Regions from separate parts of the Homo sapiens genome. Here region 1 is linked to region 2. The links are chromatin contacts, found by Hi-C or POLR2A ChIA-PET in ENCODE. All regions are on one chromosome and are shown on one strand. Each heading gives the region's core, a stretch centred on a gene start or an enhancer-like site at or near the end of the contact. The rest is flanking DNA. Distances are from core to core; before and after follow the strand shown.

Region 1 (3,844 bases), core at 1,074-3,573, 110 kb after region 2:
TAAGTATGCCACCTTCTGGATAACAAGAGGGGGTAAAGATACTTATATGTAGTTTCTTGTAACTCTGCAGAACATCTTTGTAAGGATACAGAGGAATGAGGGAACACTGGTTACCTCCCAGGAGAAGAGCTGGGTGTCTAGCAGGCAGGGTGAGAAGGGGACTTTTTACTTACACCCTTTTGTATCTTTGGGGGTGGCACCATATAAATTATCTCACTTCCTTAGATATGCAACACAAGCTAATAATTTTATGTCTAATATTTTGAAGGTGTTATTCAAGTGCCTTCCCATGAATGTTCCTGCCAAATTAACATAGCTGAGGGAAAATAGGGCTTAGGTACTTGGTCAGTAAATGACATCTGTGGACTGTGAGGGAGGAAGTTCAACTCAGTTGTCTAACATCTCTTGGGTTTTATGGTCATTTTCTATTTTTAAAATTCTTTTATTTTCTTCCTGATTCAATTAACAAGTTTTTATTTAGTGCCTACTCTTTGCCCAGTACTGTCCTAGGAATCCTAGGAGATATAAAAGAAGCCGTCATGAAACAACTTTTACAGTTCTTGCCAAGTGTGGAGATCACTGTGGAATGGTGTGGCTAGAAAGTCATCCTGGAAGCAGAGTCTTACTTGCAGAGAAGCAGAAGGCTTAGACAAGTGGAAAGAGGGCAGGAGGGGCTGCTGGCCAGGGGCAAAGCTTGACAGGGGCAGAAAGCGATATAGGTGGTCAGAGAGGCCCGTTTGGAAAGTCCCTATAGGTCAGGCAGAAGAACTTAACCTTGGGAGTCCATTAAGAGTGATAAGAGAAGGAAGCCTGGTATTAGCAAGGAAATAAGAGAGAACTGAGAAACCAGATGCCAGGAGACCACCCTTGTTGCAATAATCCGGATGTAAAATGATGAGGGTTTGGATTTAGAATGTTCCAGGGGGAACAGAAAGGAAACAAAGAATTCATGAGACATTTCAAAGGAGGAAATACCAGGTCTTGATGACAGGCTGGAGATGATAATGGGAGAAGTCACACATGATTCCAGTTTTTCTACCTTGGGAAGCCAGCAAAGTGACTTCTTTTTAGATCTCTTTTCTTTGCTCACACACAAATTGACCCCCTCATAGAGTTCAGTTGAAATATCAATTACAAACAGAATTGATCTATTTTTTTTCCCTTAGAAACACAGGTAATCTTATTTGCCTTTAGCTAAACGACCCAAGATGCACCTTGCTGGGCTTTGCTCTTGGATAGCACTCATACCTCTATGACAATGCTCCCCACTTTGGCCTTGTACTGCGTGTGTGGTGTGCAGGTGCGTTTATCACCCACTAAACCAAAAGTCCGTGTTGTGCAGGGACCACGTCTCATGCAGAGTTAAGTATTCAAAAGTTTTTGTTAATTGTTTAAGAAAATGAGATTTACATGAAACAATACTTTAAAAAGCTTTCCAGAAACAACAGCATTAAAACAAAATCACTGAAATTAAAATTTACATAAATTAAAAGGTTCTGTGTTCCACATGCCAAGAAAAGATCTTACACTATTGTAATAGTGGTAGGGTCACACAGTTTTATTCCTCAGCTTAAGTGCTGCAATACAGTAATAATGCAGTACAAGAATACTGTATAATAAACCTTAAACGAAACACTTCATATATACTTTACACAAGTTATTGGATATTGCTTAGTATTTATTTCCCCCACCCCTGCTGTGCAAAGATATTAATATCCCTCTTTTATAGGAGAGGAAACAGGTAAAGAGAAGTTAAGAAACTTGCACAAGGTCATCCAGCTAGTAAATGTTGGAGCTGGGATTTGACAACTTTGTCAAGTCTCCATCCTTAACAGTTCTGCTCTATATTGCATAAGCAGACAGCTCCCTTTTGGGGACTGACAGGTTATTTGAGGCATATGAACCATTTTTGGTGGGGGGGCTTTCCCACCCAGTACTGGAAGTGTCTAGTTATATGGGGCATAACCTTAGGAGCAAGCAGGAAAAGAAGAAATGTATTCCAATAGTGTTCAGAAATATACCAGAGTAAACGAATAACCATCAATAACAGCATTTTACAGCCTACCTAATAACACAGGAATAAAACCCTTTATCTGGAACCTAAATAATACCCCCTCCACTCATTTTATTAAAAGCCTTGCTTTATTTGGAAACTCTTAAAATAAGTGGTCATACGATTAAAAAAAGCAGCGGCGCGCCCCCTCCCCGGCGGCCGGGCGCAGCTGTCCGCGCCTCCCCCGCGCGGCTGCCCGCATTCCAACTCTCTGAGGTCACGGGCCGCCGCCGCCTCCCCGGATCCGCCCGCCCGGCTCAGGGGGAGGGACGCCTGGGCCCGGCCGCCCCGCTGCTCCGGCCGCGCGTCCCGCGTCGGTCCGACGGTCTGTCCGTCCTCCTGCCACCCCCCGCCCCCACGGGGCTTCTTTGTGCGGCGCTCCTCGCCGGCCGGTCCCACCTCCAGGCCTCGCCCCTCGCCGTCGCCACCGCCGGACTCTGCCCAGGGGAATGGTCTGCGAGCCGGGTTTTTGGAGACAGGAAGTGAGGCGTGCGAGCCCCATGAGCGCGCCGCGGCCCGGGCTGGCGTGCGGGTGCGGCTGCGGCGGCCGCGCGGCGGGGCCCCGGGAGGCGGGTCGCTGAGCGGGGCGCGCGGCCCCGAGGATGCGGGAGCGGGAGCGGGAGCAGGTGAGGGCGCGGTCCCCGGCCGGCGGGAGGGGCGGGCGGCTGGCCCGAGCGGTGGGGTGTGTCCACTCGCCCGGACCCCGGAGCGCGCCCGCGGCCCCGGAATCCCGGAGAATGGGGCGCGGCGGCCAGACCCGTAGCGGGAGCGTAACAAAGAGAAAAGTCTTGTTTTTCAGGTTCGCTCTCATATACTTGAGTAATTTCTAAAAGGAGTCTTGAACTTCTATTCCGAACGCCCTGGCCGATTGTTGCGGGTTAATTCTGGATCAGGGTTTTAAATGTGTTAGGCATATTTGTGCCTCTCAGAATATATAAACGTGAAATTCGCCAGATAACTTTGGCGAGAAGGGGCGCAGGGAAGGACTGTTTGGTAACGCCTGGGTTTGTTTTTGGAGTAGAGTATTTACTCTGGAAACAAGAATTCTTGGATCTGCAAATTCCGACTTGTGATTTCTGCAAATCCTGATTAGATTGGCCGCTCTTGGCATGCTCGTCCTATTTTCTTTTTTGCTGAGAAAGCCTTATACTAATAGCGTATGCTCACAAACACATTCAGAACATTCGTGTGCTCCAAGTGACAACTGCTGTATGCCTAATAGTTGCTGACAGTTTATTTATTTTTTTAAGTTTGGGACACGACAGTAATTTTACTCTGAATATAGTCCGTTTCGTTTCTAGGGCATTTTATTCTGGAGCATCTACGCACAGATGTTTTCTCCGTGAGAAACATGGGTTTAATGCTATAGCTATAGATATTACTCTAAAAATGTCACATACTCTCTCCTTTTAGTGCTTATTTTATTTTAAAGCAACTTTGGCAAAATTACATGTGGTAAGGACCTTAATAGGAAAGGGGAAACGCTGTAAGATTGAGAGGTAAAGTGTATTTGAGGAACTTTTGGAAAGGGTTGTAGAGAGGGAAAATTAAAATGAATTCACAAATAGTTCAGACTGCCTTTTGTAAACTTGTACTGAAGCAGAATCTAGTATGTATCTGTTTACTTACCACAAAACGGAAAGATTTTGTAGAGAAAAAATTATATCCTAGTTTTCCTTTAATAGCTATTTATAAATTATGTTTACTTTAGTAAATTATAATTCCAGACCCAATCACTTTCATATTATTGCATATTATTTTATACCTGAAACAGACCTCCCCAAAGAACTC
Region 2 (3,677 bases), core at 272-2,771:
TGTGCTGCACTGTGGTGAATTCCTCCTGGGTCTAAACTGTCTATTTTCCCAGGCACCATCAGAGGAGAAATGGCAGACTGGAGCTGCAGTGATGTCTGCTGCCCCTCGCCCAGGGAGCTCAGTCATCTGAGGCAGCAGACAGCCAAAGTGATGACAGCCGTCCCTTCCCCCAGGAACTTGGTAGTCTTCGGCAGTCTGTAGCTAAGTGGCCACTGAGAATCTGTGCAGCTCTATGCTTGGGACTCAAGGAACTGGTGGCATGGGCTCACGGAGGGGATCTCCTGATCCACCAGTTGCACAGATCCATGGAAAAAGTGTGGTTTCCCGGGCAGGATAGCACAATCACTCACTGCCTCTCTTGGCTGGGAGTAGGAGCTCCCCTTGTCCTGTGCAGCTCCCAGGTGGGCTGTCACTCCACCCTGCTTTTCCTCACTCTCCATGGGTCATGCCAACCACCTTGTCAGTCCCAATGAGAGAACCTGGATACCTCAGTTGCTGGTGCAGGATTCACTTGCCGTTTTCGGTCTTCTTGGTGGGAGCCTCTGACCACAGCTGTTTCTAGTTGGCTTTCTTGGCCCCTCCCCTTCCAAATGTGGCTTTTTTGCTCTGGGTTTCTGCTCCCCTTTTAATTTTGATAACTAGAAAATGTTTCTAATTTTTCAATGATCTCAGCTATGAATTTTAAAGGATACTTACTATATTAATCTTCCCTTAAACTCAACTTTCTACCTGCTTTATGCCTGCACCCAACCAGCAGAATAAGCATTGAGTAAAACAGGGAACTGTGATAATTGACCTCACTACTATTCTGTTTCTCTTCCCTCTTTTGTAGCAGAACTCCTCAAAATAGTTGAGGCGCCCTTCTCTGTGTGTTCACATGACAGTAGCTCCATAACCCACTCCAATTAGGCTTTTTTCCCTACTTGTCCATTTAACCTGCTGCCAATCTGTTGATCACTTCCTGGTTCTCAGTGTATTCACCTCACAGCAGTTTGTGACACAATTTATCATTCCCTTTTTTTTTTCTGAAATACTTTATTCACTTGTCTCTGGAACCCGTGCGTGTCTGTTTCTTCTCTCTACTTCACTGACTCCCTTTTTCTGTTTCCTTTGCTAGTGCTATCTCTTCTTCCTGCACTCTGCATTTAGGACTGCTCCAGCGCTTCTCCCCGGACTTTTCTTTTCATATGTACACTCACACTTTAGATTCAGTCGGTCACTGTCCAGTCAGAAGATGAGACTACAAGGCTTATTTGAACAGTGGGAATTTAATAAAAAGAATTGCTAACTAGCAAAAAGTGATTACCTACTGAAAAAGCCTTAGAGGTAGCCACCATAGAAAGCAGCAACCCTAGTACTAAGGGAGAGTGAACAAGTTAAAGGTGATTCAGACCTGTTTGGAAATGGTGTGGCTGCCACCAGAACATTCAGTGAGCTTGTGGCGAAAAAGCTTGCCAGAGGGTGCAGCCCTCAGTGGAACAGTGAGAGTAGTCACTTGGTGAAGGAGAAGCTTGCCAGAGGCAGCAGGCCAGAGCTGAATGGTCAGAACCACTGCTTGAAGAGCTTAACCTAGGGCAAAATCATTGAACTGTGAGGACTCCTGCCAGAGAATCTTCCTGAAGTCCGCAAATTGCAGCTAAATTGTTAGAGCCATTACAGTGATGGTGGAGAAACTTGCTGAAAGAGGCAGTTGGGGCTGCCACTCTGGTGAATGCCATCAGGCCCCCTTCATGCCAGTGCCCGGGCTCTGTTAGTAAAACAGCACACTGGAGGAAGGGAGTCACTTCTGTTTTGGCCTTGTAGTGTCTCTCCAGCTCCCTCTACTGGCAAGCTAGCAAAAAAGTCTGTGAGGCCCAAAGTGGCAGATTTGGAACTGAGAGGCAATAAATTAATAACCAGCACAGTCTTCCCCTCTGGCTAGTCAGGATCCACATGAACCTTTATACACACATTTGAACTTCAGTACAATCACAGAACTAACCTTATGTTTCTACCCAAAGAGATGCAGCTACCCTTGGTACAAGTGAAGTAGTTCTCACCCCTAAAGAGAGAAGACCTACGCTATTCTCAAATTTAGTCACGGTCTTATATTCTTTTAACACAAGGAATATTCTTTTAACACAAAATTGTAAAGTTAACCTCCAACAAACTTGTATAAAATATGAAGGAGAAAAAGGAGAGAAAAGTCAAATAGTTAATATACACAAATAAAGATATACATATAACAAACATTATATGCAGCTCCTGAAAAGGATTCATATATTAAATTGTCTCCTTCATGTCTTCACTTGAACTTCTCATAGGCATCTTTAACTTAATTTGTACAGAACTAAGCACTGGTGGTTCCTCCTCTAGTTTATCCCATCTCAGTAAATGGCATCACCACTCAAGCAAAACCATGCCCTTGACGCCTTTCACCCCACATCCAGTTGGTCAAAGTTCTGCCAGCTCTATCTTTGAAATATATCCAAATCCTTCCTCTTATCACCTCCACTGCTGCCACCCAGCTCCAGGTCATCATCATCTCTTGACTCTCAAATCTGAGAAATCACATCTTAGATTTCTTCATTTCCAATGTATGCTTGATAATTAAATGACTACTTGTTCTCAACTTATGCTATAACTTTTCATTCTGTATATACCCTGTCCTTTCCTCATCAGATTTCATACAAGATACCAAAATCCTTAGGGCTTTTGAATATGTTTGCTGCAACCCTTGCTGTTAGGGTAAGCCCTTTTTTGTGTTTATCAATGCAGCACTAACCCTTATTTTTACGAATGTTAACATCATTAATGACATTAATGAACGATATTAATTTATCATTAATAATAAAAATATCATTTCATATATGGTTCTGAAACGTATATATACAGATGTATCTTCCTACCTTTAATAATGGCCTATTAGATTTTTAAAAATATTTTAGTTTCATAGGCCAGGTGCTGTGGCTCATGCCTGTAATCCCAGCACTTTGAGAGTCTGAGGCAGGTGGTTCACCTGAGGTCAGGAGTTCAGGACCAGCCTGACCAACATGGTGAAACCCCATCTCTACTAAAAATACAAAAGTAGCCAGGCCTGGTGGCACATGCCTGTAATCCCAGCTACTTGGGAGCCTGAGGCAGGAGAATCACTTGAACCCAGGAGGCGGAGGTTGCAGTGAGCTGAGATCATGCCATTGCACTCCACCCTGGGCAACAAGAGAGAAATTCCATCTCAAAAAAAATTACTTTTATAAAGATGACTTATTTCTTAAATTTCTGTTTTTTTGGAAAGAAGCTACAAAGGTAAAACCTACTCTGCAAAACTTCCACATATATCATTGGCTTTTTATGTTAATTAAAATCTCTCATTCTTTTTCATCAACTTAATTTCTTTTAAGGTAAATATCCATACTTGCTTTTGTTGTATTCAGAAGTGAGTTTCATTCCTGCTTAGAATTCCATACCATTGACTTCTATAGAAAACTTAATCTGTATCTCGACTCCTTTTTAATATTGATTTGAAGCCATAATAAAGAGGCAACCTTTTTAGCAAATATTTTTTTTTTTTTTGAGGCAAGGTCTCACTCTGTAACCCAGGCTGGAGTGCAGTGGTGCAATCATAGCTCACTGCACCCTCAACCTCCTGGGCTCAAACAGTCCTCCCGCCTCAGCTTCCTAAGTAAATGGGACTACAG

Evidence for each region. A loop is a pair of places that touch in the nucleus more often than their neighbours do. ChIA-PET counts read pairs that join two places held with the same protein, here RNA polymerase II (POLR2A). Pooled maps may share reads with other maps.
Region 1: a loop to region 2 is called in a map of naive thymus-derived CD4-positive, alpha-beta T cell, with 8 times the contacts of the local background. The contact joins the promoter of PTPN21 here to the enhancer-like site in region 2. A Hi-C loop is called at or near these places in 1 of 168 maps with a recorded cell type or tissue (naive thymus-derived CD4-positive, alpha-beta T cell), 15 of 37 single-sample maps with no recorded cell type and 12 of 50 pooled maps. POLR2A ChIA-PET finds 5 or more read pairs at or near these places in 2 of 52 experiments (GM12878 and MCF 10A).

Annotation. Positions count from the first base shown.
Region 1 is chr14:88,553,486-88,557,329 of GRCh38, reverse strand. PTPN21 (protein tyrosine phosphatase non-receptor type 21) reads left to right here and starts at 2,323. Exons shown (of 19, transcript NM_007039.4): 1 at 2,323-2,679. LOC124903405 (proline-rich protein 2-like) reads left to right here and starts at 540. Exons shown (of 2, transcript XM_047432047.1): 1 at 540-567; 2 at 2,270-2,673. The coding sequence starts at 540. The coding sequence ends at 2,634. RefSeq lists a silencer at 2,316-2,365.
Region 2 is chr14:88,665,783-88,669,459 of GRCh38, reverse strand. All of the region lies in intron 21 of EML5 (EMAP like 5), which reads left to right. Among named protein-coding and RNA genes, the nearest start is that of ZC3H14, 100 kb to the right of the region's middle. RefSeq lists an enhancer at 886-1,065. Within about 2 kb of position 1,521, at least 6 of the 41 ENCODE cell types and tissues checked have a DNase peak (open chromatin) inside an H3K27ac peak, as active enhancers do; they include GM12878, where a contact is called at or near this core.